Linked DNA regions of Homo sapiens: regions 1 and 2 are each linked to region 3. The links are chromatin loops, found by intact Hi-C in ENCODE. Cell type or tissue: IMR-90. All regions are shown on one strand.

What was found. A loop is a pair of places that touch in the nucleus more often than their neighbours do. Peaks named below come from ENCODE experiments on the same cell type or tissue, not always from the same donor. Only the 100,000 strongest peaks of a DNase experiment are listed, where the experiment ranks them.
Region 1: it touches region 3 in a loop (7-fold over the local background); 81 of 110 quality-filtered maps call a loop at or near these places.
Region 2: it touches region 3 in a loop (8-fold over the local background); 9 of 110 quality-filtered maps call a loop at or near these places.

What each region holds. Positions count from the first base shown.
Region 1 is chr11:122,098,231-122,106,230 of GRCh38, forward strand. All of the region lies in intron 4 of MIR100HG (mir-100-let-7a-2-mir-125b-1 cluster host gene), which reads right to left. It overlaps MIR125B1 (microRNA 125b-1), which reads right to left and starts at 1,614; the gene lies at 1,527-1,614. RefSeq lists an enhancer at 7,347-7,847. In IMR-90, a CTCF peak has its summit at 3,616; DNase peaks (open chromatin) are centred at 1,251, 2,551, 3,611, 3,961 and 2 weaker places; H3K4me3 peaks cover 5,006 bases; H3K27ac peaks cover 5,996 bases.
Region 2 is chr11:122,081,568-122,089,567 of GRCh38, forward strand. MIR100HG (mir-100-let-7a-2-mir-125b-1 cluster host gene) reads right to left here. Exons shown (of 5, transcript NR_137179.1): 5 at 7,536-8,000. Among named protein-coding and RNA genes, the nearest start is that of MIR125B1, 14 kb to the right of the region's middle. In IMR-90, no CTCF peak of the experiment used is centred here; a DNase peak (open chromatin) is centred at 3,894; H3K27ac peaks cover 478 bases.
Region 3 is chr11:121,651,560-121,659,559 of GRCh38, forward strand. No RefSeq gene overlaps it. Among named protein-coding and RNA genes, the nearest start is that of SORL1-AS1, 200 kb to the left of the region's middle. RefSeq lists an enhancer at 4,278-4,487. In IMR-90, CTCF peaks have their summits at 1,569 (motif pointing right), 4,093 (motif pointing right) and 4,608; DNase peaks (open chromatin) are centred at 4,232 and 4,742; H3K4me3 peaks cover 1,206 bases; H3K27ac peaks cover 3,251 bases.

The sequences.
Region 1 (8,000 bases), 450 kb after region 3:
TTCGTAAGTTAAATAGATGCCTTGCTATAATTTCCAAATACCTATGCATACACATCAGCTAAGGTAGGGGAAGTCATTAAACCATTGAATATAAACTAACGATGACTCGACAATCAAATAACTATTTTTTTTGAAGCACATTCGGACTATCAAAGACTGGAAAGTAATATTCTAATATTACTACACAAGAGGTTTCAACAAAAGACGTGGTGCAATCGTTGCATAGTTCATATTCTCAGTTCAATTTTCTGATACAAAATGGTTTCTTGATTGCAATTTGGCATTAATGACTAAAATTGCAATAAACACTTAAAATAAAAAACAATAACAGGCAAAGAACAGTTTCCCTAACCTTCAATTACATGTATAAAACAAGGCTACAACCAATATAAAGTCTTTAGAAGAAGAAAGCATTTGGATTGGGGTTGATTTAGGTGTTTTTCAAACATAGAAGAGAAATGTTGGCCCAATAATACGAAAATTGTTTAAATGATATTTTATACTAGAATTTTTCACAACAAAGGAAAGGTAAGTTACTGTTTCTCTTCCCCAACTACGAGACAGCCCTAAATCACTGAAATGATTCAGTTATAAAAAGTTACAGCTCAAGAAAACTACAAACTAGGTAATGCTAGCCATTACCTTAAGAAAGGATAATTTTAAATGTACAGTTTGGGTGTTATAAAACCTTTTTTGGATTGAATTTAAGTACTGATAAAATTTTCCTTAGTTTTAAAATGAAAACCAGTATTTGTTACTCCCAAAGAATACGATAATTGTGTTTGCTGTTGCTGTTGCTTTCATTTTACATATTTAGAAGATTTATTTCCAATCTTTATCACCTTTATATCCATAAAGTATAACATTTTGTAAAAGATACCAAGCAAGGAGGTGGTATCCCTCCTTTTATTTTTAAAAAATCTTGCAAAGTCATACAAACTTAATTTTTATTAATACCATAACTTCCATCCTTTGTGTGGAATTGCAAGAATAGAATTTTAACCTATTAATATTTTACTCCAAACTATTAGTTTGCCTTTATCTGCGTCTGTATGTTCACTGTCTAGCCATCCATGATACACATGTGTGGACACTGAATATATAATATATTCACATGCCCATTTTAATTGGGCACAATTTTAAGATTAACTGTGGAGTTTGAAAGTTGGAGACATGGGGCATGCTGGGACTTCAGCTGAGATGTTCTGAGGTCAAGCACCAGGTACTGAGCTGTTCTTGTTACGCTCGTATACTACTGCGTGTTGCTCTCAAGGAATAGACCAGGCAGATGAGTTCCACAAGCCTCAGGCATCAATAACATGCATACATACACATAGCAGCCAACACGCTATTAAAGCAAAATATATACCTACTTTAACAGAAATCCAGGAGCTGCCACTCTCTGGTCACCTGATCCCATCTAACAATGAAAACCTCAGAGGTATACTCAATCACCTCAGACAAACTTTCTTTTCTTTTGTTTTTGCTTTAAAGAATAAAATTCCACCAAATTTCCAGGATGCAAAAGCACGACTCGCAGCTCCCAAGAGCCTAACCCGTGGATTTAAACGGTAAACATCACAAGTTAGGGTCTCAGGGACTGAGAGGAGCGCAACAATGTTTTCTTTCTTGAGACAAAGCAAAGCAAAACAAGAATGACAGGCAATTTCTGTTCGAGGTTCATAACTAAGATGCAACAAACAGGTGGTATGGTATTTCTTCTCTAAGCTCCTTTCCTTCACAAAATTGAGATTCCGTTTAAGCCTAATACATATATACACACATACGCAGTATCTGGGGGCGCATATACAATCACGCACATACACATACGATCACGAGTACATCAGAGAAAACTCTTTCAAGATTTGGGCAAAATAGTTCACTAAAACGGAAAATAATATGCACAGACTCAGAAATGCCCAAGTTTTTAAAACCATAGTCTACAATAAGGATTTAGTGTCTTTTCAAAGCTTTAATTTACGACTAGCACAAATGACTGAAGAGAAAATAGGAGGCATCTCTTTCCCCCAGGGCAAGTATGCCGCATGCAAAAATCATAGAAATCGGGTTTTCAAAGGAGAAGACCAAGAAGTAGGATTCGGAGGCTATAGAAGTGTAAAGACGAATAGCGTTCTGAACTCACCCATTCGAAGCGGAGCGGGGCCCGCACAGCCTCCTGTGGCACCATCCCGAGCAAGGGGGGAAAATGAGAGCTCTCAGTGCGCTAGGCTGGGCGAGGTGTTTCAATAGAGGACGGAGAACGGGGGCGGGGAGGGGAGGCGGGGGCAGGAAGCGATACACCAAATCTCGAGACTGTAACTCTGTAGCTTATGCTTTGACGAGAGAAAAAAGGGCAGTTGGGTGGGAGTGGAGGGAGGGGCTGGAACTGATCAAATTTGGAAAATATTCACTTAAAAATTAAAAAAAGGCGGGGGGGGGGGGGGAGTATGAAACCTCCCCAGAGCTGCTTTTTGAAAAATTTCTTCCTTCTTTCTTTAGCGTGCACTTTGCCAGTCCTGCAAACGGAGGCTTCGTCTGCATCAGCTGCTTGGCTGAAGTCAAGGCCAAATCACCAAGAGCGAGCACCAGGCTGTCATTTGGTAGACACGAAGTGGGAAGGGCTGGGTGCGGGCTGGGGAGAGACATTCCCCCCGCACCTCCCGCTGCGGATTCTTTGAAGCCTTTGGCCAATATTTCAGAGGAATCCGAAGCATAATTCCCCTCCATCTTCGCAGACAGCCCCTGGTTCTGTACCTGATAGATTGTCGCTTTCCTCATCAGACTGGAAGTGGGGCTTTCCTGTGCCGCCACCAAAAATGAAAGGAAAAGGAGGGGAGGCAGATGGGAAGATGACCCTTTTACAAATGTTTCTTCTCCTTTTTCTTTCTGTTTTTCATTTCATTTCTTTCTTCTTCTTGTTCTTCTTTTATTCCAGGCCTGAGCAAGGTAGATGGCTGGCTAGTCAAAGAGAATGACAAAGCAGCCACAGCCAGGAGGACACTGGAGAGGCCTCAACGCACTTAGTAAAAATGCTAAATATTTTTTTAGATATTTCCATATGCAACTAAAAACAGTTAGAGCTCTAGACTCTCCCCCTCCCCTCCTTTAAAAATGGAATCATACTAGCAACACAGCTAAATTATGTCTCTTCTCCCTCTGTACAGTGTCTGTTTAGCAGCCCCCCCACCCCCACCTTCAAGACAACTTTTTTCTCACCTCTGTGGGTTCTTCTCAGGCACAATCCTCCGTTGAGCTCAGAGGCTCTCCTTTTTCTCTCCCTTCCCTTTTCCTTTTCCTCTCAGAAAAGCTAGTCTGTCATCATCACACCTAGCTTCTCTCTCGCTCGCTCAACCTCTCTCCTTTTCTCTTTTACCATTAAAATATAATAATAATAATGGCCCTTTCGACATAGCAGCATGAAGTGGCTGCCTTTGAGAAGCACATTTAATCTTTACTGGCTCCCCTAGGCTTCAGTGAAGAAGGAGAAGGCAAGGAAAAAAAAAGGAGAGAGAGAAAAAAAGATTGTAAGGGAGGCTGCTGACGGACAGCAGGCATCAGGCACAAATCAGCGACAAGTTGAATTTTCCTAGACCACACTGCCCCCTTTCTTCTCGGCTTGCTCCCTGGGCTCCTGGAAAGCCTGAGTGTCTGGTTACAGGAGGCAACGGGTCTCTTTTTGCCAACCATGGTGCAGATTCCTCGCATGCCTGCTTAAATCTCTGGCAGAATAAGAAATCAATATCCCCCTCTAATCACCTTTAGCTCTTCGATGGCTTCCCCCCTTTTCTGAGAATCCACTTGGCTCTCCTCGCCGCTCCCCCGCCCTGCCGGGCTCCTACATACAAAGCTTGCAGCCCTGTCATTTCTCACTTCCTTCCATATCTTGGAGACAAGCCTCTCTTCTAATATCCTCTCGCGCTTGCTCCCTCTCCTGTTGTAGTGTGTCTCATCCCTGACTTGCAGTGCTGGATGCACTAAGGCATCTCCCTGACTACTAATGAGGCCAAAAATACATCAGCAGGTCAGGGGGAAGGCCAGACACTGCATTATACAAATACAAAAAATTTCTCAGCCCGCAAGACCTAGAGATCAGGTATCACATTTTCGAAAAGGAAAAACAGGGAGGGAAAGAAGTGAGGAAGGGAGACCACAGTGCAGTTCTCTGCCTAACTGTTTCACATCCTAGGGGAATTTCAAGCACACATGCATGTATGAGTGCAGGTGATGGATTTTGTGAATCTTGGTGGCCTTTCTTTATGGACGGAAAGTCAACAATGCCCAAATATTTCTTTGCAATCAGCATTTAGCGGGATAAAAGAGCAATGATTCGGATCTACATTTAAGATATGTAGACTCTCTGTTCAGGCATGTGATGACTACAGAGCTAAAATTCCCTTTCCTTCCAGTGGCTGGGGTTTGCTCGTTGACTGTATTTGCCATATGTATTAATTTACCATCTATGTGCCCTTGGATTTTGAAATGAACTCATCAGTCACTGAAGCTCATCCTGACCCTTTGCTTTCACTGCAGGCATTTTCCTTATTCCTGAAGCATGTTTTTCCTCTTCAAATGTCTGACAGACACATATACACTTCATCGATCAGCCTCAAGTTCCCCAATAATGACAAGTAATATTTCAGATGACAAAAAAAAAGAGGCACAAGAAAAAAGGAAGACATCCTAAGTTGATTGGGGGAGCATCTCCTCTCATTTCTGTTGGCACTCATTTTTAAAGCTCTGCTCTGCTGTGATCCTTTAAGGCATGGATCTGCCGAAAATTAGGGTCTCTACCTATCTATGTACACAGTGGGTATGTTACCGTTCTAACCCAATTTTCCTGCCTAGAATCATGCAGACAACCGGCAGCGTGGTATTAAATATAATGTCAGATTCTGTAAATAGCAAGGAAAGGGAGAAAGGTATCTGAGGATGCAGGTTTCCTCCAAGTCAATATTTTTAAAAGATAGTTTCTTTGTGCTCAACTCAGACATAATTGTGCTTTGTCTCTGACTGTGAGACCTGCAGAAGCATACCTAGATGCCAAGGAAAAGGAGAAAATGCACAAATAAGAAGAAGATACAGACAGAGGAAGAAGGGAGAGGAGAGAAGTAGAGAGGAAAGGCGAGGAGCGCATAACAGCTAAAGGCAAAATGAGAGTGTTGGATTTTTGTAATACTTTTTTTTTCTTTTTGTCGTTATTGGGAAGGAGAAAGAGGTGGTTGCCAGGAGTTGGTGACTAGGTTAGAATCTTTTTCAGATTTGGCTAACGGGGTGTTTTCACTAGACTGATGGAGAAAAAAGAAACACGCTAGAATAATCATGAAGGGTGGAGCTGTTAAAAAAAAAAGTCTTTGACTCACTGGGTGCCTCCCTGTACACCAAAATGAATCATTCCTAACCAGAATCATCAATTGTCTTAGTGTACTTCTATATGAAGGCCAGATTATGGGAATCATGTCATTGCACCCATCTTCAAAACGAAGGGTAAATAGAGGACGAGATTTCCCGAGACTCTTTTAAACCTCTCTATATTTGCAACAATAGTTCAGCATGATTTTCACATAATAAGCTAATTTGCTCTTGCTTGTATTCACTCTGCTTACAAAGATATACAAATATATAGCTTATGAAAGTTTTGCTATGAACACATCATTTTCTCTATACAACTCAGCGATGTCTTTGGAGGATACTTATTTCAAGCAGTTAACACCTGACCCCAATTTCTGTGGGTAATTAGTGAGCTAGATAACCACACAAAGTGGGTAATTATTTAGTACCCAAGGGTACGCTAGAAGTGGGTAGTGGCTTTGTTAACAAAAGCACATCTCTAATTGTTGTATCTATGATGGGTGTTTTAAAAATACCAGTTACTATATCAAGTGAACCATGATAAATAAGTGAACTAGTTTGCTGTCCTTAGCATATACATATGTATCTTCTATCGTGGGTAATAATATTTACCTCTCTTGTATGGAGTGTTGTGAAGATTAATTAGTTAACATCTGTAAGACTCTCAGAAGATGAAATATTGCTAGAGGCCTTCTAAATACTGTATTATTATTGTTATTATTACCTTGGCTAAAAATCCCAGAATGGGAGAAATGGAGAAGGTAAATGTTATTGTCTGGTCTATGTCTAAGTTTGCAAATATGCTGAGATCACAAACATAATGAGTTTGATTATGGGGAGTAGTTTCCTACCTGACAGAGTCTAACCCACACTGTAATAGAAAAGAAAGGCAGAAGGTATTTCATTGACAGCTGGCTCTGGTTGGATCTGAGGAACTGAACTGGGATAGAAGTGGAGAGGAAAGGGAGGAGCAGGAAGAAGGAGTCACTGATGGGCTGGGAGGAAGCCGAAATCTGCTGGACCACACCCTCCTTCCAAAGTCTTTCTATCCTTCTCTCTCACAAGCAGCAAATAAGCACAAAAACCCCCAAAGAAGATATCTATGCAAGTCCTGGGACAAATTCAGCATAATGACAATCTATCTGCCAGTTACATAGCATTGATTCTGGAGGAGAACCATCAGCACAAATTATTATAACAAATGCACGTACATTTGAAAATATTACAATGTTGAGAATAGGCACACACAGATCAACCTCAGATAACTTTAACCCAGGTTATGAGCAGCGATGAAGAAGCAACTTTTTAATTGCTTTTATGACTCACTCTCGGGGGAGAAGGGGGTATTATTAATTTTTGCCAAGAAAGAAAGAAAATAAAAAAGAAAGGAAAGAAGAAAAAAAAGGAAAAGAAAATCCCATGCTTTCAGGGACCTAATTCTGGAGAACAACCAAGCCTTGAAAACAAACAACAACAACAACAAAAACTTACTGCTGCTTTCTCTGTAAATTGCCCATCTCCTTGAGCTGGCTGTCTGGCTCTGGCTGAGGCAGGACAGACAGAGGCCTCTTGGAATCCAAATCTTCAAGTAGGCTCACCACATTTTTTCTTTCAAAGCAAGGTTGTCCTGGGGATTAACCCTAGGAGTCTGGGAGATGCAAGCATGTGGGGAGGGTGAAGAAAAAGACGCAAAGATGTTGTATTCAGTCCAGTTGACGGCTTCCAGGGAATGGAAAAAGGAAAGGACCCCATGAGCCAGCCAACAGGTACCACTGCCGAAATCTCTGCTGGAGGATGGCCTTTGGAACACGTGCTTATGCTGTGATTGGAGGCCAGTGGTGTGATGAGCACCTTTTAAGAGTTTGGGAGCAGAGGGAAAATTTCTCCAAAAGCCACCCAAGCCAGGCTTCTGACCTGAAGCCCAGTATGTGTCACCCCCTCTCTGAGCTCAGAACTACAAAGGCTGACTGGCATTCTCCAACCCGCCCAGCTCCTTTCAAACCCACAGACTGTGCCAGACTGGCCCCACCTCCCACTGCAGCAAATGCTGTAGCCCCGCTCCATGCTGTGTTGTAAGGAGCCAGACTTCCGTTTTAATTGTCCTACCTGGCCGTCCCCTCTGCCACTACCCCTGGCTCTTGGTTCCTGGCATGGTTTCAAAGGCCCAATCAATGGCTTTCCCTCCCCCATCGGAATCTTAAACACTGCTAGTTCTCCCTTTTCCAAATTTTATCTCTTTCAAACTTAAATGTTTTTATGTCTTGTACTTTGTTTCATGTCTAGCCACCACCACCTCGTTTCTTTGGCCACTCTCATTCTCTTGTTTGACACTTTTTTTTGCCATGTCTTGTCTCATATTAGGACTGAAAACCCAAACCAAAAGTCAGCTGCTAGCATCTTTCCCTTATCCTCCCCTGCATTATATTTAATGTATCTGACAATCCAATGGATCTCAAGGCATGTCCTAAAATCTCACCTAAAAAGAGTTGAAGCCAGCAGAGAGCAGGTGTGTATGTGTGTGTTAAATAACCTAACTATGTGAATGTAGCAGGAAAGGGCCTGATGCATGTGGGTGGAAGGAAGAACAGAAGAAAGGAATCTGGTATACTTAAAAACATTTAGGATAAAAGCAATGAAAGCTAATTGTGGCA
Region 2 (8,000 bases), 430 kb after region 3:
GACAGAAGATTTCCTACTCTACTTACCCTAAATCTCCTCTTTCAAGTAAGGATAATTATCAACCCAATAAGATAGCAAGAAAGAGAAAAATCCAGTTATTTAAAACATCAGTGTATGCACTATAGTAATCTCAATTATTCACATACAAAATGTTGCCTTTTTTGATTACCTGAAGCAAAATGTTGATCCCAGATCAACTTTCTCTGGCTATCCATCATTTATCTAGATAGCTTCTTCCTAGCATCAGTAGTTGTTAAGAAAAAAAAAAAAAAAAAAAAAAAACATGTAAATATGAGGCCAATGAAAACAAACAAATAAAACTAACCATGCAAAACTAACTTCACTTCTTTCTTTGTTAGTTATTAGACTGATAGCTTTGGGGAATGACATTTGGAATCCTAACTTCAGTATGTGACTTGACTCAGCTTCTTATGATCTCTTTTGGGTAAGTTTGAGTCAAACATTTGAATAAGATGACTCTGAAAAACAATCTTAATTTAGCAGATGTCTTAGGATAAAAAAAATATTGGGAGATGGAATGATGAGTTGAATTTTAGGATGAGGGAAATAGAGTTTGACAGCAGCATGTATAGAAAAGACTTAAGTGTTTTAATAGATGGTAAGATAAGATGAATCAATACTGATAGATGGTTGCTAAAAAGATTAATAGGAATTTTATTCCTGGAAATCCAGTACTTAGGGAAAAATTTTATAAAGGTGATCATCATGCATTTCTTCCCATTTGTCAGTCCACATCTAGAAAAAAGCATTCAATCCAGAGTAGCACATTTAACAAGGCAACCAAACCAACTGGAATGTGGAGACTCACAAGAATGATGAAGGCATGTGAAATAATGCCATGGGAGGAATGACTGCAAGTGCTAAGGGTGTGCAGCCCAGAGAAAAATGACTCTGGACGGAACATGATTTCTTCTTTGAAATATCTGTAAGACTGACAAATAGAAGAGAGACTAGACTTAATAGACTTACACTATATCTCCTAAGGCTAAAATAAGAAACAATAAAAGACGATGCCTTTGTGATTCAATATTAAGAAAAAGTATTCGGCAGGCACGGTGGCTCACGCCTGTAATCCCAGCACATTGGGAGGCCGAGGCAGGTGGATTACCTGAGGTCAGGAGTTTGAGACCAGCCTGGGCGACATGGTGAAACCCCATCTCTACTGAAAAACAAACAAACAAACAAACAAACAAACAAACAAACAAACGAAAATTAGCTGGGCATGGTGGTATGTGCCTGTAATCCCAGCTACTCGGGAGGCTGAGGCAAAAGAATCGCTTGAACCAGGGAGTCAGAGGTTGCGTGAGCCGAGTTTGTGCCACTGCACTCCAGCCTGGTGACAAAGCGAGACTCTGTCTCAATTAGAAAGAAAGAAAGAAAGAAAGAAAGAAAGAAAGAAAGAAAGAAAGAAAGAAAGAAAGAAAGAAAGAAAGAAAGAAAGAAAGAGAGACAGAGAGAAAGAGAGAAAGAAAGAAAGAAAGAAAGAAGGAAGGAAGGAAGGAAGGAAAGAAAGAAAGAAAGAAAGAAAGAAAGAAAGAAAGAAAGAAAGAAAGAAAGAAAGAAAGAAAGAAAGAAAGAAAGAAAAAGTATTCAAATGATCTGAGTTGTCCAAAGATGGAATTGCTGATCAGGAATGTGGTCCATTATAAGCTAACAGGAAATTCAAGCAAAAGATGGCCTTTGTGGCTTCTTCATCAGTGAAAGTCTATGAACCTAGAATTAAAAAGGGAATTTGACTGAAGTGAGCATCTAAGGCATATTCTGAAGACCATATTCATTTTTTATAACATCTGCACCCTGCTCCTCTCTGTTAACCTGGGTATTTAAAAGCCAGTGGTGTGTAATCTAAAGACCTTCTCAAAACACTATACCATATTTACATTCAACATCTCTGTAAAGTAAGAACAAGTCAACTACCTTGTTTCTCTTCTTACTGAAGAGCTAACTCTACTATGGAAATTGTAAAGAAAATAATTATCGATAGAGTTAGATCTATAACATAGCCCCTTTGATTCACGAAAATGAAACTTTGAACATGTGTCTCTTGACCTTCACTGTCTAACATTCCTCCCCAAACTCTCCCTAATGTTGATTGCTTAGTTTATTAATTCAAGTTCGTTGAATAAGTCATAGTCTACAATCACGATAGTAGTTTATGAGAGCAAGTGTTGCTGTTACTCCAAGTGCGTGGGGAAGTTGCAGAGGTCCTTTTCTAGAGGCCTTCAAGATAAGTTGCAGAGGTCCTTTTCTAGATAGTGTGATTATTCTACCATTGGCTCGTTCCTACTTTTCCACTGAACCTACCAGTTATCACACTATGAGCAGAGTAAGGAAAAACTCTGTAATACTTGTGTATTACAGTGCTACTGCACTTTTAATTTTCTCCCTCCCACTATTGGTAAGCAATGATATAGCCTCCTCAACACAATACCTAATGCTGGGTACTGTAATAATCATGGTGCACTGCTCACAATCCCTGTGGCAAGCATTTACACTGCTCTAAGCACCAGCAAGAAAAGAAACAAAAAAAATTTTTTGTGGTTCCTTTTAGTCCTTGAGTATATCACAAGTTTAACCCTAATTGGATTTACCTGATGTCAGTAAATGACCTGGGACTTTCGGCAGTCATTATCCCAAAGGGTAATAATCAGAAAGTTGAGAGGAAAAAACCTAAAATGGCACTTATCTAATGTGGGAAATTAAGTGACTTAGATAGTTATGTACAAAGGGTATAACCAGAGCCAAGTGTAATGTCCCATGTGATTTTTACTAGGAGAGACTAGTTTTAATAGTTTCATCTTTGGACAACCCTCCTTTCTAAGCATGTACCTGCCACTTAGGGATCCCCAACCCAACACGCTGAGGCTCATTTCATCATTATTTTCATCATCCTAGTAAAAATTCACTAGGATCTTTTAAGCCAGGATAACCAACTTCTCAAAGTGTTGAAAAACTTGGTGGCTGATATATGCATGGACTAAGTTATGTATATAAGTTAATAAACCCACACACACACACACACACACACATCTTTTAGGACTGGTTTGCCTGAAGTCTTGACATCATGGAATGTCAAATGTCAAATGTCTTTAAAATATGATTATCGGCTGGGCACGGTGACTCATGTCTGTAATCCTGGCACTTTGGGAGCCTGAGGCGGGTGGATCATGAGGTCAGGAGTTCGAGACCAGCCTGGTCAATATGGTGAAACCCTGTCTGTGCTAAAAATACAAAAATTGAGGCTGGGTGCAGTGGCTCACACCTGTAGTCCCAGCTACTTGGGAGGCTGAGGCAGAAGAATCGCTTGAACCCAGGAGGCAAAGGTTGCAGTCAGCCAAGATCATGCCACTGCACTCCAGCCTGGGCGACAGAGCAAGACTCAGTCTAAAAAAAAAAAAAATATATATATATATATATATATAATATACATGATATATCATGTATATTATATATATATTTATCTGAGTCTCCTAAATGAAGAGAGAGTAAACTGGCAGAGAAATACGCATAAAATAATAATTTGACATTCCACATTGTTGTTATCTATATATAGTGTTTTCCTTGAGGTTAGCAGATGCCAGAATTCCTAGATCAATTAAATAGTGCACCCTTTGCCCACAACTTCCTTTGTAAAAGCTGAATATACAATATACTAACAGATTTTTCAAAATATCTATTTTTCATTTTTAAAAGTATCCCTATTTAAAATGTAGGAGCCTAAAAATATACACAAACCAAATGTTGATTCATTGTAGGAGTTGCATGTTATGATTCCCTCATTGCATCTGGTAACTGCATGTGGTTAGCTACACTTGGTACGACTGGATACAGCTTGACATATTCTGGGATTTATTAAAATGTAAATGACAAAGCAGAAAAGAATGTTCAGACAATTGGATTACTCCATTGACTGAATGTTCCAATACTGTATCTATTTTTGTCAAAGCAATGGTGGTTCCTGCTGTGGAATGCTGAATGGAATATTCCATTGCAGGGCATGGGGAGAACTTGCATAAAAGAAATTGAAACCTAATCATTTAATTTTTAATTCACCTCTCTAAAAGCAACACATTGCCAATACTTGTAAAAGAAATTATGATAATTTTGGCACACAATTATTGGAAGATCATCATTTTCAACTATTTATTCAGTGTCTATTATTGGTTCTGTAACTTCATTCATGAAAACAATGATACATTTGCTTGTTTTTGCTCTTGGCCTTGGCTTGTTTTAGCTATGAGCATTATGTGATGAGCATGAATATCTGTGATATGGCAGGGAATATGCACAATCCAAGAGAGACGTTTTCCTGATAGGAACTGTTCTTATTTATTCCAGAGAAGAGAAGGCTGGGAGGTAGTTGTCTTTAAGGACATGAAGGGATTGAGTTTAAAAGAATGGAGGCCGGCTGTTCTTTCTCTCCACAGGGAACAAGAGAAAATGGGATTAAACTACAGCGTGAGGGATTTGGAATAGAAATAAGAATTTCCCAACTGTGTGGAATCTCAAACACTGAAATCCATTTTGAAGGAAGCATGTGGACATTAGTTTTATTTTGATGCCTTTAAAATATGGAACGGCACATTTTCACTATGTGGTTTTTACATGGATGAAGAAGAGCAGATTTGACGACAGAGTTCCAGGATTCTCTTGATCTATGAGTAGAATCTAAAAGCGATGCATGGTGGTAACTGTGAGAAGTAACTATTTTTTATAGTGGTTATTTTTTAATATGAACTTTTCTCATGGGGACAGAGTGTCAATTTTACCTGTACTGTGAAATGTGAAATGGAATGGAATGGAATATAATAAGTTGGGTGGGGACAGATAATGTGGGAGCACAATGCAATTTTTAATTTTGCCTTCCCACTACCATTTCTGCTATTGAGTTATTCAAGTTTAAAGGCAAAATATCCTTCTAGTGGAGTTTAATATATGTATATTGATTTTTGAATTTGTAAAAATGTGCTCAGGATTCCTGGAGAAATGAGCATCCTCTGTACCCTCGTTATGGGCATATATATGTGTATATATATGTATATGTATATGTATACATATATATATACATATATATATGGATATTTTTAAAGGAGCTGCATTTTCACGTTTGATTAGCAGATTAGCAGAATTATTTGAGTATATGGGATTCAAATTGGTCCAAATTCAATTTTGCTGTTAAAAATTATGACTACAGTGGATATTGGTTGTCTCTTGATTTGAAAATAATTATATTTTCCATTTCCCTGAGATAGTTAGTGTAGCAGGAAGAGTGTTGTGTTAAAATCAGAAACCTGGGGGTCAGGTCTTATCTCAATCATGACCTGGCTGTTTGACCTGGACAACTCAGTAACTGTTAAGTATCAGTTTATATTCTGAGGAATAAACAAAACTGTGTTAAACAGATGGTTTTCCTTCTAATATGCTATCAATTATTGATACCAAAAACTCTCGATTTTCTGAGCTGAGTCTAAGATTATGTTCCCGTAAGTCAACAGTTCTCAACTTTGCCTGCACATTCCAATCTCCAGCGGAGCTTTAGAAAATTCAAATTCCTAGGCCACACTCACACCAACTAAGTCAGAATCTGTCCCAGGTATCAGTATTTTCAAAACTCCCCAGGTGGTTACGATATACAGCCAGGGTTTAAAACTCATGCTTTGGATACAGTGCAGTAAGGAACTGAAATAATCATATTAATGTTATCTATTATGAGTGTGAGAATTGTGTCCATCTTGTTCCTTCCTGTATCCTCAAACCTGAACAAAGTGCCCAGCACGTAGTAGGTGCTCAGTAAATAGTTAATATTTTTAGGAAACTTTGGCCAATTACTAAAAGATATAGGGCATATCAAAGTAGATGGCTGTATCTACTTTAATCATTTTTATGTTCATCTCATTCACTTAATAAGAGCTCAATTCTCTTCTTTTTTTGGTCTGTATAACGTCAAAAGAAAGTGAAATAATAGGTAATATTTTGCTGCAATACAATTCACCTATCCTTAGGATGAAATTTTAAAAAATTGTCTATCACATTCTCTAGAGAAGGGGCCCTTTGGAAGCTAAAGACATGTCTCCTACATGACTTTACACATCTAGGTAAAAATTAAGAAAACTAATTGTCTTTATGTGTCCAGGTGTGATATTCATTCAGCGGACACTTACGAAGTACTTTTGATGCCAAGCATTGTGGTAGGCTATCGTAGACTTTCCTGACCAGGGTTTTATGCTAGAATTGAACCCTAATGCTCTGAGCGTCTTTACCCGTGATGAATTATTTTCCTTCCTTTGCATGTAAAATTGTATTTTTAATATATCATTCTTGGGAGAATTGAGGAAATAGCATTCAAATCATATCTTTGTTCTCTGTGGTTCACATAGCAAACCCCAGTTAAGAAAGGGCTGCAAGTCTGGAGGATAAAATAACAAGCAAAACATAGCATTTATCTTCTGGAGTGGCACTATCCAATGGAAGTTTCTCAGTGATAGATGTGTTCTATATCTGTGCTGTTCAACAGAGTGGCCACCAGTTGCATGTGGCTATTGAGAACTTGCGATGTGAGCAATGCAACTGAGGAACTAAATTTTTACTTTTACTTAATATTAATTAATTGAAATTGAAATAGCCACATATGATGAGTGGCTACCTTGTTGAATGGTGCAGCTCTAGAATCTCATATTCAAATATGAGCACAACACTGGAAGATAAATGCTAATACGAGGTAAGCTCAGAATGACATGAAAGCGCCTAGGTGGGGAAGCTAGTCTTAGCGCTGGTAGAGGTTGGGGTGAAAACTTTCCAGAGAAAATGACTTCTAGGATGGGATGTGAAGGATGAGGGATGGAGTTTGGAAGGTGTAGTGGAGAAAGTACTAGGTAGAAGCTGAAGTGTGTGAGAAAGCCCAGAAGATAGAGGGAACATTAAGAAAAGGCAGGTGGATGGCACGAGCCTAGAATCACAGAGGGGCTGAAGAGTTGATGAGTCCAGAGAGGACTGTTGGAGCCAGGATCAGGGCATGAAGGGCTTTAGGTGTCACGATATCTCAAGGGCAATGGGAAGCCAGTGAAGAGTTTGAAGCCATGGAATAATACAATCATATTCGTGGTTTAGAGAGATTTCCCCGGCTGCCCCTTGGCAGTGTGGAGAGGAAAACTGGAGGCATGGTGCTGTAGTCCAGGTGAGAAATGAGTGTTGTTCTTTAATGCAGTAGCATAGATGGAGAGAAGTAGACATATTTGAACAATGGAAAGAGAAAAAAAATCAAAAGATTACCTGAGTGATTGACCATGGCTGGCGGAGATGGAAGAGACAAGGACCAGACCTTGGTTTCTGACTTGGTAGATGACAGTACCTTTTATTTAAAGGTAACATGGGATCCTTTAGAAGTTGTCTCCACATTTAAATTTTCCTATCACATTAGCTGACTTGTTCCTCGTGGATCTTGAAACTAACTTTGATATACACTAGTGAAAACAAATAAATTATAAGAGCATGCTTTTTCAAGAAATCAACACAAATTCACAGTTGATGCAACATTGCTTTTATTGGGGGTTAGGAACATATGACAAAGTCACATAAAATGTCAACAAAGTCACACTTTGTGCTTGGCTGCTCTTTAAAAAAAAAAAAAAACCCTGTTTATTTATGAACTCACTCAATGAGAACTATGTGAGATGTGGCCAACAATTATCATGCTTAAAACAGGACGGCCAGAGCCATGAGGAGATTGAAGTCTGACAATGCTAGCTAGCTAAGTGGAAATTTACCATTGTCAAATATCAGATACTTCCACACATTTAGATGTTTGTCCATAAGTAGACCCAGCTTAGCTGACTCCTTTGAGAAAGAATTGTGTCTCAAACCTCTGTTATTCAGCTGGCCATATTATTAATCATTACTAAATGCCAGCCACATGCAAAGGGGATGGAAAAGAAGAATGAGATTTGCTCAGTTTTAGCTTTCTGTGGCTGAAGTATTTTTGA
Region 3 (8,000 bases):
ACCAAATCACCTCCCAAAGGCCTCACCTCCTTATACCATCACAATGGGGATCAGGTTGCAACCTATAAATTTTGGGGGGATACAAATATTCAGTCTCTAGCACAGATCATTATAACACAAAGGGGGATCTGACTGATGGTGGGTGCTTGATTGAAAGAGAGGAATGGGGAGGACAAGACATCCCTCCATCACCACCACCACACTGTGCAGAAGGGAGGGACCATTGTTCTGTTTCTCCCAGCATCTGGCAGTGGAAGCCTATGGCCCTGGGTCAGAGCAGGCCTGGGGAAGGGATTGCTGACCCCAACCATTGTCTCATCTCCCAAGGGAATGGAAGGAGCTCTGCTCTCAGGAATCCCTTGCTTTCATTCCCCATTTACTCACCTCATGTCCCCAGCACTATGCTAAGCCCTGGGGATGTAGCTACAAAGGAGGCAGCGACTGCCCTGTAGTCCTCAAGCTGGAGAGGACCAGCATGGCCAAGCGCCAGGACCGAGGCAGGTGCACAGTGCTGTTGGGACATAAAGCGGGGAAGAAAACAGCCCAGTGTTTGGGGAAGTTGGTAATGATTAAGGGTAGGACTGGCATTTGACTTGGGCCATGAGGAATGAGGAGGAGTTTGCCTAGCAGGGAGTGAGGTGAGGGTGGCTGTGTGAAGACTGTGGTCTGTGGTGGGGTGCTGAAATTTGGTGCTGCTGCAGGTCACAGGTTGGTTGGGGGACTGGAGTCAGGGTGAGGTGCAGAAGCAGAAGTCAGAAGGACCTAAAGGACTTAATGGGAGAAAGTTTCCTTCCCCCCTTTCTCCCCACTTCATGCCCAGTGCTTCCGAGGGAAAAAAGATCATTACGACGTCTGGGAGTCCAAGGTTCTAGAATTTGTATCTGGCTTGTGTAGTCCACCCATTCATTTTACACCCGTGGAAAGTGAGGCATGCCTGCGTGTCATAAGATGACAATACACAATAGAGCTAGAACTTTCCTTCTGGAAAACCAACAGCATCCTTCAAGTCCAGAGCAAATTGTATTGGAACAAATGGCTGCTTCCCTCACAGTCCTCCAGAAGGGCAGCTCTGGGCTCCGAGCACCTTGAACTTGCCCTGAGCCTTCAGCTCTTACCTCCACAGGTTCTGACCTGCACTTTCCCCCCGTGTCTCATGGTCAGAGTGCTTATTAGGCTTTCAGAGGTGGAGATGTGGGTGGGGTAGGTCAGGTAGTGCAGAGTGACTACAAATGTACCTTGTTTTACGCTGCACATGCATTCTGCAAATTTGTATGTCAGTCTTTTTATTTCCTGCAAATTCAATAGAATCTTAAAGAAATTAGGGGGAGTTGTCGTTTAATGGAGTTCAAACCTGCCTCTTTTTAATCAAGTGAAGGGTCCTTTTGTAATGCAAATAATGTCTTCGTTTTGTGAGCTGAGATTCTGTCTTGGCTTTCTTTAAATGAGACACACCTCTAAGGGGCAAATGTGGGGCTCACATGCAGCATTTTAAATGCAGGCCAGCGTCCATCCTCTGCCTTTGTTGTAACACTTGCTTTGGTGGTCTTTGTTTATATCAGGTATTATTTTGGCCACTGGAGGGCCCTCCAGATAGAGAATGACTGGAGAATCCCAAATGCGTTCCCTTAGCCCAGACTTCAGTTCACACCCAGATTTTTGAGCCTGCAGCATTTCTTGCAAATCGGATTTAACTGGGGAGACTAGCAGTAGCATTGATGTTTCTTTTATGTAGGAATTTAAGCATAAAAGGAACCTCTATTTAAAAGAGCAGCTTTTGGATTATAGTCTATTTGGAGCTGGAAAGGAGGTGCTAATCTTGTATATGGAGAGTGATCTTGCAGAATTTAGCGCAGCTTAGGAGAGCAGAGCTTTGAACAAAGGTTATTTCTCTGTGTGAAGAGAATCACACCAAGATGTATGGCGTGAAGTGGGGCAACAGAAATTATTTTTTATAATGAGGAAAAAGAGAGTCTTATATAGGCCTGGAAAAATAGTTGGGAGGTTGGCATCCTAAGCCTAGTAAAGCACAAAATCACCAAAGTTTATTTTCATGCCACATATTTTTTCATCTGCAGTTTTTCTACCCTCTTGCTGGAGCCTAGTTCAGAGATTTTATTTTGCCGAATGTTGACAAAACACCCTAAATTCTGGGCTCACAGTTGTCAATGCAGCATGAAAAATTTCAGCCCTCAATAGATTCAAACACAGACCTGTTGCAAAACCAGATAGAAATGAGGAAAACTGTCAAGAAGAGTCCAGAAAAGAAATACGGGTCAGTGACAAGGTTTCCTCAGTTTATAAAACAAAGAAAATTCATCAGAACTCTCCACATCAGCCCAATACCAAACCAGATTAAAGTGCTGTCTCATGTTCTAATCTTCTGAGGCCTGAAACAAAAAGTGAAGTTGATTGTGTTGATTCGCATGGCTCCCCTGAACTAGTAATCTTTCAACATCAGAGCGGAGCAGGTGACTGACCAACGGACTTGTAGATGGCTTTGGGGATTTGTTTGCGCCCTCATAATTTGAGAACGTGAGTCCTGTGGGAACGGATGTGGCCACTGGGGATATAGCTGGTGGCAAGCTCTGTGAGGATCGGGATGGTTCTTACATTTTTTGTCCAGCTGTAAAATGGGAAGGAGGCTTTTTTCCGACTCATCCCTTAGCGTAAAGTTCCCATTCCCACGCAAATGGCAGCTCTTTCTATACTTATTTGGGAGTGAAATGGAAGAAGGGATGGAATGGAGAGGATCCGTTTCCTTTTTGAACTTGGGAGTTTATAGGTAAGTGGGCAAAAATGAGCCTACGGAAGAGACTAACTTCGGTCCGGATCAGCAGCATTTGCTCTTCTGGGAACCTCAGCTGTGGGCAGCAGAGAGCTGAGGGTGTGTTTGGTAGCTGCGTGTAAAGGGAGGCACTGTGCTTAATGAGGTCTGCAAGCCTCGATCTTTTCATTTGACCCAGGTTTTTCTCCCTTGGATTAACCTCTCTGTGTGTTGTTGGGAAGTACTGTTCATCTGGTTGTAGCTCAGAATTTTGTACCTGGCCCAGAGGAGATTCCTGGGAGTGGAATCTAGGTCCCCACCCAATTCTGATTGTGAGTAATGGATGCCGTTTGGATGGGAACTGTAGAGGATTTATCTTTAACGCCAGAGGGCTGGAGGTCAGAGCTGAAGCAGGTTGATTAAAATCAGTTACTCAGGGGATTTGACTACACAACCCAAAACACAAGCTGGAGGAATCCAGCTTCTTCTCAGAACTGCCCCCAAATACTGAGGAAAGGTAGATTCGAGGTCTGCAATCCTCGCCTTGCTTCTCAACTCAGAGCTGTCATTGTCTCAAACACGCACTTGACACTAAACATACATTTTTCTCTGACATATTTGTATTGTTTTTTAAGCTGTATGACAAATAGTTATGCTGAGTGAGTTCCGGGCACCTAGCAGGCAGGCAGTAAATATTTGCTGTACATCGAAAGAATGCCGTTGGCTTGGCTGTCAGTATGGCTCCGATTCAGAACCATCCCATTGCTGGGTTCTTGAAGCTGGGAGGATTGCACGTTGAAGGGCTGGTCAAGCCCTGCCTGACCAGAAAGGTCTCTGTGAATACTTTGGTCATAGAGACCAGAAAGGTCTCTGTGAATACTGGAACATTCTCAGACATGCCGAGCAAAAGCTACCATCGCAGGCAAGAGGGACGGTGGGGGGAAGTGCAGCTGGGAGTTTTCATAGAGACGTGGTTCCTTTGTTCTGGTAGATTTCAGCCAGAAAGAACAGCAAATTTTTACTGTCTGCAAACCACTAAGGAGCTACTCCCCTCCCCCTTTACCTCCTTCCTTCCCAACCTGGGAATTCATTTGCTGCTTCTCTCTCCTCCTCCTCTGCCCTCGGGCAGTCCTCAGGGACAAAGCTCTTTGTTGTGAACACTCCGAGACAATACGGGATTGCACAGTCCCCAGGGCACAATCGGGGCTGTCCTCCATGGAGAGTGATCGCCCGGGCAGAGACCCCCACCTGTTGATCTCCCCCTTCCCGGGGCGAGTGGCAACCTGCATTGTGCTGGGGACGCACGCGTTTCCACAGCAGGCTCAGCAGATGGTGCTGGTGAGCAAAGCCATTCCCGTCCCTCTCGCGCCCCTCCCCACCGCCAGAGCCTCGCTGGTCTAAAGCAAAAACAGATGTTTTCATCATTTCTGGATCTGGCATGTGACTCGCAGTTCAGCAATGCGCCGACATAACCCAGAGTTGTACGTCCCCATCATCCCCCGCAAAATAAAAATCCTGAACTTAAACGAGCCTTCCTCCTAGGCGAGCCACTGACACATGATCTGTGTAATCCACCCGGCACGTGTTTAATCGGACTCCAACTGCAACTGCCTTTGTAGCCAGCCCCGGCTCTATAATTGGGAAGTTGTCTTTTTTTCAGCGAAGACACGGGACAGCCAGACTAGCTATCTTTACACCAAGGGCTGGGAAGAGGCGCTAGCCTTTTAAAATAGCCCTGGTCTGGCTGGCTGGCGAACCTGTCTGCGTGGGAGCCGGTGAGCGGGGCCAGAGCAAAACAGGAAGGCCGCGGCGGCGCACCCTGTTCCCGGCGCCCTCGGCAGGTGGCAGCATTGGCCCGAGCTGGCCTCTGCCGCTGGCCAGCCCCAAAGCAGGGCCCTTTTACTTTCGGTGGCCTCAAAATTATTAGTTCCAGATGAGTTCTTGCAATTGTAATATTTGGTTTAACCCAATCTGCCCGACTGCGTCAGCGCACGTTCAAATACAGCCGTCTGAAGTCTACCCAGACATCAGAGGCATGTTTCGGGGGTGTCAACATTCCTTACCCTTTGAAAGAATTAAAGCAAAACAAAACAAAACAAAAAAAGGAGGCTGATTTATCCCAAAACGAAAGAAGGGTGAACAGGCGTGGGGCTAGGGTGCCTGAGAGGGAGCGAGCAGTGGACATTCAGGGAAGGCGTAACAATGGAACTTTGTCCAGGAGGCCCGCTAGAGTGGAACTGGATTTATTTGTTGAACTAGAAAGGGACCTCTAGGTTCTTTGAAGGTTAGAGCAAATAAGCAAAACTGGCGTGCATTTGGTTTACCAACAGCAGAGTCCTTCAAGTCACGTAGGCTGCTATTGTCAGACACAAAACGCGTTGTTTCTGGGGCTGGGCCTCTGCTTAACACTTGGCTTGGTGTCCCAGGAAGGGGGCAGTGGAGGAGGGGGCTCCCCATCTTAGCACACAGCTTTTAGGGGCACTCTGAATGTCTGCCAAGGATGTAGACTGGGTTTCCTAAGGACAGCAGCCTAGGCCGCAGAGGACTCGTTTAGAAGACAGGAGCCCTCCTGCAGGCCCTCTGGCGAGTGGACTGGCTGGAGTCGTCAAGTGTCTTGTAAACGGCCCTGCTGTGGTTTTACTGCAACACCGTGGAGCTGGACACGGGGGAGACTAGGGACCCATCCCGGTGGTCTCAGGGTATTACAGATGCATGAGCTGAGGCTAAAAGACTCCCTCTGACCCCCAGGGCAGAGCAGCAAAATGTGCAAAGGGAGCCCAGAAATCCTGCTCCAACCACCAGCCAGGAAAGGGTGTCTCTTCCCTTAGCAGAGATGGAATAACCTGGCCTTGAAAAGACAGCCTCTGTCAAGCAGTCCCCCACACCCCTTCCCCCTGCCTGCACCTCACTTTTAAATCTGTGCTCAAATTCTTCAGTAAGATTCCTGCTAGTCGACTACAGGGAGCCTGACCGTTTCCCTGCAGGTCTCTGGCTCAACATGGTACTGATCAAAAGCTGGCACCAGTCTGGCAGATGCTTTAAGTCCTGCATGTCGGGAGCTAGCGGCTGGTGCTGGCATCAGCCAGCCAGGCAGACAGAGTGGCCATCTTGTTAGATGTGGTTGGGGCCTCGCTCATCACTTACCTGCTGCAGGGGCCACCCCACTGTGTGGAGGAGGCGTAGGAAAGATGGTGGGACCTCCACACATCTGTTCCAATACCTCCAGAGTGTTTAGGGACCCAGACTTCCTGCTATCCTCCTTTCAGTCTGAAAACTACATGTGTCCCTGCAGATTGTTGGGAAAGTGCTGATTGTCTTGGCGGGAGCCTCACCCTGATCCTAGAGGGGACTTGGCCTTGGAGGGAAATAGGCAAATTAGGCATTCAGGTGAGTACAATGGTTCGAGGCCTGTGTGCGTAGAATGGCTAAGGAATTCCAGTATTCCTTTCCATTGCTTCATTTACTTTATTCCCTTCTGAGAATCAGTTTTTGGACATGCTATAATCCAGAAATTCTCAGTCTTGCGTACTTAAGAATTGCCTGGACCCTACCCCCAGAGCTGCTGAAATCACAATGAAAAGGGGTTGGGGATAGGGGTCATGATTTTACTCCCTGCCCAGGTGGTTGTAATGTACAGCTAGAAGCTAAAAAACAAAATTTAAAAATCACTGCATTTCTAACCCAAATTCCCTTGATTTACAGATGAGGTTCCTAAGAGTTAAGCGGCTCAGCCAAGGTCACACAAATTCAAGTCCAAGTATGGAATTTCTGTATAAGACCTCCTTGCTCCTCAGCAATGATTGAGGCTTTTCCTCAATCTTTGAACCCATTAATGACAGAGCCAGTCACTTCTTTTCCCTGTTTAATGAAACCCTCTATCAGCCACAACGTGTGTTGCTGTTGCCTATAAGAAATTCCTCTTACAGTCGGCTCTCTGTATCCATGGGTCCTTCATCCATGGATTCAATTGGCCTCAGATACAAAATATTAAAAAAAAAAAATATATATATATATATATATATATATGTATGTATATATGGATGGCTGTGTCTGTACTGAACATGTAGACTTTGTTTCTTGTCATTATTCTCTAAACAATACAGTATATCAACTATTCACATAGCATTTACATTGTATTAGGTATTATAAGTAATCTAGAGATGATTTAAAGTATGTAGAAGGATGTGTGTAGGTTTTATGCAAATCCTACACCATTTCATCTAAAGAGACTTTAGCATCCATGAATTTTGGTATCTGCGAGGGTCCTGGAACCAATTCCCCACAAATACCGAGAGAGAACAGTACTTACTGGGGAATTTTCAACTTTGTAGCTTTAAATAAAGGCTTATACTGAGACCTTTAGAAATGAAAATCTAACCCCCGCCAACCCTGATTTCCCTTATTTATCACTTATGTTCCCAAAAGGGATTCATACCTGCAGATGGCCATCATGGTGATAACTGCTTTGCAATGATTTGTTTTTAGGGATGAGGCTCCTGGGCCCTAGAAAAGTTTAGTGCCGTGTTTGGGCCAAAGTAGATGGCAGAGGCAAAGTGAACATGGAGGCACCCACTTCCCAGCCCTTGGTGACATCACTGCTTTAATCTCACCTCTCTTCCCCTGGGGCTGCTCAAGGTGCTGTTTTCTTGTTAGTCGTCACCTGCTGGAGGTAACAAACACCCTCAGAAATACGTCTGTCCTCTGTGGGCAAGGAAGCAGTCACTGGCTTAACCCTATGTTTCTGAGAATTGGTTTGACTTGAATATTTTGAGATCTTTGATGCTTGAAGGTTGAGGAAGTTACCATATTACCATAACTCATTGGGAACAAGGGAGAAAAAGAGCCCAGACATTGTGGTCACCAGGTAAAGTGGAAAGGAAGCTGGACAGGGAGTCAGGCAACGGTGTCCTGTGTGACCTTGGACAAGCCATTGTATCACTATGGGCCCAAGTTTTTTCCTCTGGAAAAAAGCCAGGAAGTTGGACATGATCTCTGAGGTCTCTCCCAGCTCTGACATTCCATGGGACAACGAGTTCCTCATCTCTGGGACCTTCCTTTTGTCGGTCAGATGTGAGGCTCTGGATTCTCTTCTCTCTCTAAGTCAATTACTCTTGAGGCATTTCCCCAGTGACCTTAGGACTAACTCATGATTTTTAAACATGGAGGTCAGAACATGAGCAGCCACACAAAAACAACGACTTGGTTCCCTACCCAGTGCCTGGTGACTTCACAAAGG